2 separate regions of the Homo sapiens genome follow, and region 1 is linked to region 2. Evidence: chromatin loops called from intact Hi-C (ENCODE). Cell type or tissue: GM12878. All regions are shown on one strand.

Region 1 (5,000 bases), 170 kb before region 2:
TGTAAAACCAATAGTGAAATTTGTATGGCTATATGAAATAAAGTTTAATTTTAAACCATCTTTCCAATGATGATTACCTACATTGAAAAATTCAAATATACTTAAAATAGTTTTCTTTCATTTTTTAACATCACAAGATAAACTAGTTTATCTCATATTTTCATCCACTTGGCTACATGTAAAGCATGTCCAAACTTGTAGGAGGCTGAATTATAGACAATTACCCCTTGCAGGTTTGATATAGGACACTTGTACATTGGCAATACTGCTTATTTACATGACCCTCATGGAAGCTCATTATTTTGTAGATCAGGATGTGGTAATCATTCCAATGAAGAAATCAATATTACGTAGCCAAATCTGGTTCTTATAAGAAATTTTATTTTTATCATTTTATTTTTTCAATTCTTAAAATTTATTCAGATTGATATAAAATTCCAAAATATGAATAAATGCCACCAGATGGCATTTAAATTAGCCTCTGAAATACATGTTGCAGATTTTAAGCAGATGATTAAAAAATAGACTTTATAATAAACATAATTTTTATTTTCTGATCAAATATTTTTGTAGATAGAAATAATTCAGCTTCCTTGCTTATTGTAGGATATGTTTTCCCAGGTGATAGTTCTAATTACATTAGCTGGCAACATTAATTCACTCTATGTTTGAATTTTTATTCCTTTGTACCTCTTTTTAATATATTCAACACACACTTTGTTTTTTAAAAGAACACTGTAATAATTATTCCTGTGGAACCATGTAATGTATTGAGTGAAATGATTTTAAAATATATATGTCTTTGTACATAGTACCCATACAAGTGAATATATATGTAATATTTATAATTATTATATTATAACTTTGGTTAATTCAAGTTTCTTCTTTATTTTTATTTATTTTTTTCTTTGTTTCTGTAAATTATATTTTAACATACTTGACTAAGTGGTATTATAATTAAATACTCTGTTCTCACTATTCAGCTGTCACAGGTAAAATATGTCTAATACATAAGAAAATTTTCATTGTTTGTTTCTAGAATACTTCCTCGCACTTCATGGGTTAAAACAGATGTATACACACACTCATACACATGTGCACACACATACACACAGGAGTATGTATATATTGTATACATATATGTGATATATATACTTTAAATATATACACTTTAATGAATGGGACTATCTGTTCCTGGAAGCTGAGGGATTTATATTATTTTTAATACTTTTATCTTAGTTCATACATACAAACACTCAGTAAATATTTGTTAAATAAATGAATATAAGTGCATGCCCTTGTCTGATTCTCAATGGGAAAATGTATTCTTTTGAGTTACTTTGACAGAGAGGGAAATCATGGCCTATTTTTCACTATATTTAATTTCTCAATTTATAACTATAGCTATTGGTTTAAGAATTTTAGGATGGGTACAGTGGCTCATGCCTGTAATCATAGCACTTTGGGCGGCTGAAGCAGAAGGATCGCTTGAGCTCAGGTGTTCAAGGCTGCCAAGAGCCACGATAGCACCCCTGTACTCCAGTCTGGGTGACAGAGCAAGACTCTGTCTCTAAGTAAGTAAGTAAATAAATAAATATTTTAAACCTTCCTTTGAAAAAACATTTATTACGGTCATCCAGATTTCTCAAGGACCTTGAGTGTGTTTTTCATTGGAGCACTTAAGCACTGTTGACACAAATTGGTGTCTCTGAGTCCTTGTCTCCAAATTGCACTTATTAAGCACTGCCTTCAGGTGAGATCAATATTTTTTGAAAGTCTCCAAATTTACTTTATAAAATTATGTGCTTGTATTTGCTGAGCAATTATGCGCTCATAAGATGTGAAATATTTTAACTCTTTCCTAAGACCACACACAAAGAAAGCTATCTACACTAAAAGGCCAGACTCTCTTTTTTTTTATTTTTAAGAAAAATAAATGCTCCTTTTGTTTGTAACCATATAGACATAAAGGATCTTTTCAAAATCCTTCTTCTTTCTCAGAGTCCACACCCAAAACATGCTTTAATTTTGGCTGATGTTCTTTCCTAAGAAAATTTTCTACTTGCTACATCTCCACATTCCCTGCCCTGACTGAGGCTCTGACCTCTCCCGAGCTTTCTCAGCAGCTTCCTGTTTACCTTCCTGACCCTAACTAGTCTCTCTCCCTTCTTTCATATTGCTGTCAGGGTGATTTTTCTAAGGTGAAAATCTGATCCCTTCACTGTTACGCTTACATTCTCCAGTGGGTCCCTGGAGCCTCCTCCTTCAATATTTCAGCATTCCCTTCTCTGTGACACTGTCCCTGATTCGTGAAAGGTCATCTCTGTGGGCCCTGTGTTATCTTAGGTGTACCCAACCCAACCTGACAACCTTGACTATAAAAAATAATCTCTCTATATTTAGGTGTGTAGATAGAGATATTTCTTCCCAGAAGTCTGTGAGATTCTTGAGTGTAAGGATCAGACCTCCCCCTATCAGTCCCAGTGCCTGTCACAGCACCTGAAACATACCAGGTATTCACAAAAGATAGATTTGTAGGAATAAAATCTATCCAAGCGATCCATTGTTTCCATTTGCTTTTGCTGTTGTTGACACAATGCACTTTATTTCTTACCAGCAGGTGTCGCAATAGCTCCATGTTTTCAGCATGATTTTTGGCTTTTCTGCTTTGCTGTAACATATTAATTGGGCTGTTATGGGAAGGAGATGATAATTTAGGCACTGTTTACAGAATAAAGCTGATTTAACCTTCAGTTTCTCTGTGAACATTTTTTTTTCCAAACATAGTGTTCCAACTGAAATTGCCAAAGTAAAAGGAAGACTTCAAATTTAAAAAACGATTAGAGTGAAATAAAAATTCAAGCTAGGGCATCAAGTTAAAAACACAGGAAAAATGTGAAGCACAAAATCAACACCTCAGAATGGTAATGGCAAAATGACAGCTATAGCCACACAACTGTTTCTTTCCATCTCACAAGCGAAAAGCAAATTGTGTTTGGTATTTTAGCAGGAGAGCTCAAAGGAAAAACATGGTCCAGAGTGAAATGTGCCTTGTTTTTAGGGTTCTTTCGCTTTGAAGAGCTCGAGATACTGACAAAAAACTTTAAATCATGGACCCATGAACATTAGAAATGTAACAGTTTTACAAGCTGAGAACCAGGGAAAATGAAGAAACAAACAGAAAAAGAAACACCAGGAGATGATAAATCATCTCTAAAAGTATGAAAACATATAGTGAAGAAAATTATTTAAATAAGATATGCAGTGGTCAGGTACACATTACTGAATACTTGCAGCTGAGGGTAGTAAAGGGACAAGAAAGTCTTGGAATCAGACGATCCAGGTGATGGATTCTAAAATTACTAGTCGTGTAACCTAGGACTATATAGACCCTGGCATCTCAAATCATCTGTAATTCCAAACATAAAATAAAGCCCATTTACAAAGGGTATTGTGAGGGTCAAATATGATAAATCATGTAAACATGCTTCATGTTCTTTAAAATGCTATATTTGCATAAAGCAGTATTAGAGAAGGATGAAGGCAACACTTATTGAACATCTGTGATGTGGAGTGCTGGATACTTTACATAAAATCACATGCAATTATTTTCCAGTAGAGAAGATTCTCTCCAAAGTTTCCTAGTCCACAAGCTGCAATCACAGCTCCCTCCTCCTCACATCTCCTTTCTGTCATGGCCCTGTCACCATATTCCAATGAATACCTCTGAAATATGTAAATGATAGATATTACTGCCAGCCTAAACATTGAAGGAACTCAATGAGGGGTGAGCTTTACTAGAACTAGTAATTTTCAGCTTCCAGAGGCCTTGTGGTAGGGTTGAGTTAGAATTAGTGCTTCTAAAGAAGCTCTGGATATATTTGCCAACAAATTCTGAGTGGAAACTTTCTTTTGAAGATGTAAAGGAATTTATCATCAGACCAAGATCACATGTACCTTTTTAGACCTTTTTATGTGGATAGAAGAGACTTTTTAAAAAAAATTCAAAGGTTTCTTCTATTGCAGGTTAAAACTAGTTTTGGAAGATGACACTTTGAGACAATAGGAATAGCCTTACCCCAGATGATCTCTCAATGAATTTTTCTTAATAAATTAAGATTAAGCCATATACCAAGCAATACAGCAATCTATATTTCTAAGGTTATTAATTTCATTATATGCACACAAGTGTAAATTGTTTAGTGATTTGTAATTTCCATTCCAGAAATAATCAGACTTGGAGAGGCAAAACATATCATCTTATATGTATATACTTTTGGGTGCATTCGAGTCAATAGTGTTATTCTAGTGAACATCACATGGGCTGGGTAAGAAAAAAAGAAGCAAAAAAAAAGTGAAAGAGAGAAAGGAAACTCTAAGATTTTGTTCAGTTTAAGGTACAGAAAGTGAATCTTACAGCAGTGAATGCGCTTAATTCCATGCTAACTTTCTCTCCTTTTATTCACCTTTGATTTTAGATAAATTATGCTTCAGATATTTGCTGTTAAAAGAACCCAAATAGTGCCAGAAATTAAACTGTTCATCCTAAAATATTTGCAGAGGTTTGAATCATTATCACACAAATACTGTTAGGACATTAGCAATCTATGCAATAGATTATAATATCCATAGATTTTCTTGTGCAGTTCTGCAAAACTTCATTATTTCCATGACTGTTGAACTGGAACTATTTCCAGTTACTAAGAAGGCAGGTCGAATATTATGTCAATTGCTGATTAGTAGTTCTATTTCTTGACAATGTTACCAGTGCTGCCATTTGATGTTTTGCACTGAGTGGAATTAATGTTATTCAGGGAGGTAATGATAATGAACCAAATTTCATATCTACAAAGAAGCCTGGACAGCGGGGCAGTCTTGCACTTTGGTCTTTATCTGAAATCAGATGCCTTATCACCACAAATCCTGTCTGTCAAGCTCCCCCAAATAAGGTGGATTTATTAATACGAGTTGTTACTCTTTGTTCCAATAATGAGCTCCAC
Region 2 (5,000 bases):
CACATAGTATGCCCCAGGCCTCCCTTCCTTCTCTTTTGTTCTCAGTGTCTTAAAAATGGAAGCAGACCATACAGTTAATATTTAAAGAAGGATTGATTTTTCCCATTTTTTTTTTGAAGTTGTGAGACAAAAATTTTGGTGTTTTGCCAAAAATTTTGGAAAGGGAGGAAGGAAAAGGTCAAAAGAGACAAGCAAGGACTGAGGGAAAAAGAGCCAGAGGCAGAAGAGGTAACAGGGAAACAGATGGATGGATGGGCCTCAGAAATGAGAAGGTCGATTTCTCCATCCAAGGAGAAGAGAGGAGAATCCATGGAGTCACAGAGAGACTGGAGGGGCTGAGGAAGAAAGGTGGTGGAACTCACGCGAAGTAGTCTCAAATTCTTCAGAAAAGTCGGAAGCGAGGTCACTTCAATTCTGTACGTGTATTTAAATGCCATATCTTAAAATTTCACACTCAAGATTCCAGTTGAGTCAATTTTTTGAAAAACTGAATTATCATTTATAATCAAGGTATATGAGGATGCACATGCATAAGAATGACACTATGGACTTTGTGGAATCGGGGAAAGGGTGGAAAGGGGGTATGGGATAAAAGACTACAAATTGGGTTCAGCATATACTGCTCAGGTGATGGGTGCTCCAAAATCTCACAAATCACCATTAAAGAACTTACTCATGCAACCAAATACCACCTGTTCCCCAAAAACTTATGGAAATAAAAAATTAAATACATAAATGAGCTTGGGCAAGATCCCACAGAGAAAATGGCAGTATCCAAAGGAGAAATAGCTGTAAGAACATGCTGTCCAGTCAGGGCATCCAGAGCAGAGAAGGTGGATCTGTGCTCCCACAGATAGGACACCCACACTGCCACAGGGACCCTGTGGACTATTCAATCTTCCCTTCACCTCTGAATGACACACATTATAAACTTAAAGCTTTGGCTTGACTATAACATATCTTCATTATAGGTACTTGTCCTCACATTAGAAAAATTTCATGTATAAAATGTAATTTTCTTTTAAAGATATATTCTGTGGGGTTATTTTGTAAGACTATTTACTTTATAAAAAAGATTCTTAGAAGTTTTTATCTCTATTCTGGCTTTCTTATGATTTTAGTTTAAAAATCAATTCAAAAATTACACTTTTAAAGTAAGGCAATCATTAAAAAGTCAGGAAACAACAGGTGCTGGAGAGGATGCGGAGAAATAGGAACACTTTTACACTGTTGGTGGGACTGTAAACTAGTTCAACCATTGTGGAAGTCAGTGTGGCGATTCCTCAGGGATCTAGAACTAGAAATACCATTTGACCCAGCCATCCCATTACTGGGTATATACCCAAATGAGTATAAATCATGCTGCTATAAAGACACATGCACACGTATGTTTATTGCGGCACTATTCACAATAGCAAAGACTTAGAACCAACCCAAATGTCCAACAATGATAGACTGGATTAAGAAAATGTGGCACATATACACCATGGAATACTATGCAGCCATAAAATATGATGAGTTCATATCCTTTGTAGGGACATGGATGAAATTGGAAACCATCATTCTCAGTAAACTATCACAAGAACAAAAAACCAAACACCGCATATTCTCACTCATAGGTGGGAATTGAACAATGAGATCACATGGACACAGGAAGGGGAATATCACACTCTGGGGACTGTGGTGGGGTCGGGGGAGGGGGAAGGGATAGCATTGGGAGATATACCTAATGCTAGATGACACATTAGTGGGTGCAGCGCACCAGCATGGCACATGTATACATATGTAACTAACCTGCACAATGTGCACATGTACCCTAAAACTTAGAGTATAATAAAAAAAAAAAAAAAAAAAAGGGGAAAAAAAATAAAATAAAATAAAAAATAAAGTAAGGTAATTTGTTTTAAATTGAAGACTAAATACTCCTTAAATAATCCATATTTGTAAATGTTGTTTTAAAAACACACCCTTTACTTATGGAAATAAATTATATAAAAGCAAAATATGTGTTCAAAACACTAATATAATAATTTTGAGCTTAAAAAACAGATATTGTTTTGAAAACACTATTAGCGATGCATTATGAAGCCTCTGCACTGACAGTGTGCTCCCCAGGCAGGCATCAGGTGAAACACGGGAACCATAAGCTTCGTCACGATTAGTAGAATCCACTGAGATCTGTAAGCAGTGGGAACCATAGAGCCACCCTAAAAAGAAGGCATATTGAGGTGGGAGAATCAGAGATCCTTGAGGTAAGAAAAGCATCTCAGAAGCAACCAAGAGTCTATAACTGCCCTTTAGATACATTGGTCCCTTTAGGTAAAGAAGAAGAACGAAAATGCTGTGGAAATCTCATAAATAAAAACAATGAAAGGAGTGAACAGTAAGAGGCTATGTGGAAATAGGAGATGAAAATAAATATAAAAGAAGAACTCCTTTCAATTTCTGTTAATGACCTAATGATTCTTCTAGCCATCCAGACTGAAAAGCAGACTGTCACATCTGACAACTCTTTTTTCCTCCATTGATCAGCAAACCCTCTCCATCTACTCCACTGGGCCAATATTTCTCAACATCTATTATCATTTCTTTGCTTCTTCTTGACTTACCTGGGAACCTCCTGGTCCACCATCTGTCCTCTAGTAACCTGCACACGGCTGCCCTATTAATCTCCTAAAAGTGCTATTCTGGCGAGGTCATCGCTTGCTCAAAAACTTTGAATGACTTCCCACCGTATGCTGACCACAGTCAAAGATTGTTACTTTAAGTACTAGCTAGAGCAGTGGTTCTCAAAGTGTGATGCCTGGGACATCAGCCTCCCCTGGGAACTGGTTAGAAATTCAAATGTTTCACTCTACATCAGACCTGCTGAATCAGAAACTCTGGTAGTGGGCCCAGCAGTTTTTGCCTTAAAAAATCTTCCAGGTGATTCTGGTGCATTTTCAATTTTGAGAGCCACTGGCTTTGTGATTGAGACGATGAACTAAGATGTCTTAGTTTCAAATCCTTTTTCGGTTTACCAGTCGTACTCTTTACACAAGACACTTTCTAAGCCTCAGCTTCCTCATCAATGAAATAGAACCTAATTGAGGTTGCCACTGTGAGTTGGACATAGCAGATTATACATAATGCTTAGCACACAGCCCCCACATGTGGAGTTCTCCATAAATACCATTATTACTAACAATTATTATTAAAGGCTACTCCTGCTCTGATTCTAAATGCTTTCTACATGCTGGCTCAGTTGACCCATTTACCATTTCCTGTCCAGCCTGGTACCACCAGCACAGTACCTTGCTCAAGTAAGTGTTTGAAGGTTTGACATATGAATCAGTGAGGAGCTAATGCCAGAAAATTTTTGATACTAATTAAGTTCCTTAGGGAAGAAGAAGCTTAGTTTGAAATTGGATGGAGTGAAAATTCTAATGAACGTTAATGAGGCATTGATTTACTATCTGACCTGACAGAATATAATAAACCAGTTGTCTTTTGTCCCCATCTGTAAAATTGGATTAATGTTATTAACCTTTTTTTTTAAAGAGTTACCCCTACAAGATATGTTGCATATAGAAAGTGCCCACAGGTGTTGAGAATGATTTGTGTAATACATAATAATGAACAGCATCTACCAAAATAGGGGTGGGGGAAAAGCTGAATTAAATAATCCCCATCAACAGAGCTGGGGACAAGAATGTTTCTGTTTTTATTTTTTTGAATTGCTATCAGTGTTTTCTCATAATGATGCTCATGGGAGCATGACTGTAAATATTTCTTTTAGACTTCTGTAGAGAGGTTGCTGGAGAAAATACTGTCTATCATGTAGTTAACAATTGTTGATATCATTTTTGTGAACTGGCAATAAGGGCATTTCATCTATGTAGAATATTCCAACACTGAAAAATCCCAGAAGTAAGCTGCCTTAACTTGTTATAATAAGGGTTGGGGAAATGTGGCTATATGAGGGCACATTCATTATTACTACTGGAGAAATAATGCTGGAATTAGTGATGGGGAATATACAAGCCATCCTCAACCAAGCTGTGGAAATGTCCTTCTTTTTAAACGTGGCTGACCATGCCACTTACTGTTGAGGTCCCATGGCCCATAGTAGCAAGGTCCCACGGTCCAGGTCTCAAGCAGCAGGCCTGGGTCTATTTCTCCAGCCTCATCCTCTATTGCTCCCTGCCTCATATAGGCAGGCTCTACACACAATGAACTTCTTTCTCACAGTTTTTCTCACATACTAAGCCCCACAGTAAAAGGACTTCATCTCTTTACTGTGACACCTCATGCCTTGTATTGTACGGATTTGATATTGCCTTCCTGACTCAACTATTCTCATCTTAAGTCAGAAACCATGTCTTATTTTTCCTTTATTTTCATCATTTAGCAACATATCTAGAAATTATGAATCCCTTCCCCATCCAAGTAAATAGTGATTGAGCAGATGAGTGAACAAACAAATGGATAGCAACATTCATTGAGTAGTCTTCAACATTAGTCAAAATTTTTTTTCCTGGCTAATGGGAAATTTCAGAACAGAAATAAATGACCATATTTTTAAAAATTTTGAAATACCAGAGTTATTATCAATAAGAACAGGGATGATTTGCACTTCAGACCTACATTCTCAGCCTAGTTCCAACTCAAAGATCCACAGAAGATGGCTTCACCAGTAAGTTGATTGTCCTTTCCTTCCCCTCTAGTGAGGCTCCTAAAGACATCAGTACTACTCTCTCCATTTACATTTTCTGCAAAGGCAAGTCCCTTCTTCTCAACTGAGTCAGACATCAGAACCTTGAAGGCAGCCAGGAGGTAAACTGGCACTATGGGGCATTAGGTTGGCAGGTGTAAGTATAGTCCTTTTAATAACTAATGATCTCCAGTCTAAAGAAATAGCCAATTTAGGAAGACTAGGCTTCTGAAGAGAAAAACCTCAGATTTCCCTTAGCTTTTATCATACTTATTTTTTGACCTACTTGAATGTCATTGCCAGATTC

The links. A loop is a pair of places that touch in the nucleus more often than their neighbours do. Peaks named below come from ENCODE experiments on the same cell type or tissue, not always from the same donor. Only the 100,000 strongest peaks of a DNase experiment are listed, where the experiment ranks them.
Region 1: a loop joins it to region 2, with 4 times the contacts of the local background. A loop is called at or near these places in 12 of 110 quality-filtered maps.

Annotation. Positions count from the first base shown.
Region 1 is chr1:74,687,621-74,692,620 of GRCh38, reverse strand. No RefSeq gene overlaps it. Among named protein-coding and RNA genes, the nearest start is that of ERICH3, 16 kb to the right of the region's middle. In GM12878, a CTCF peak has its summit at 2,618 (motif pointing right); a DNase peak (open chromatin) is centred at 2,630.
Region 2 is chr1:74,515,730-74,520,729 of GRCh38, reverse strand. The region is part of intron 25 of FPGT-TNNI3K (FPGT-TNNI3K readthrough); the gene reads right to left. All of the region lies in intron 23 of TNNI3K (TNNI3 interacting kinase), which reads right to left. It also overlaps a transcript of LRRC53 not described here. Among named protein-coding and RNA genes, the nearest start is that of LRRC53, 5.6 kb to the right of the region's middle. In GM12878, no CTCF peak of the experiment used is centred here; a DNase peak (open chromatin) is centred at 2,949.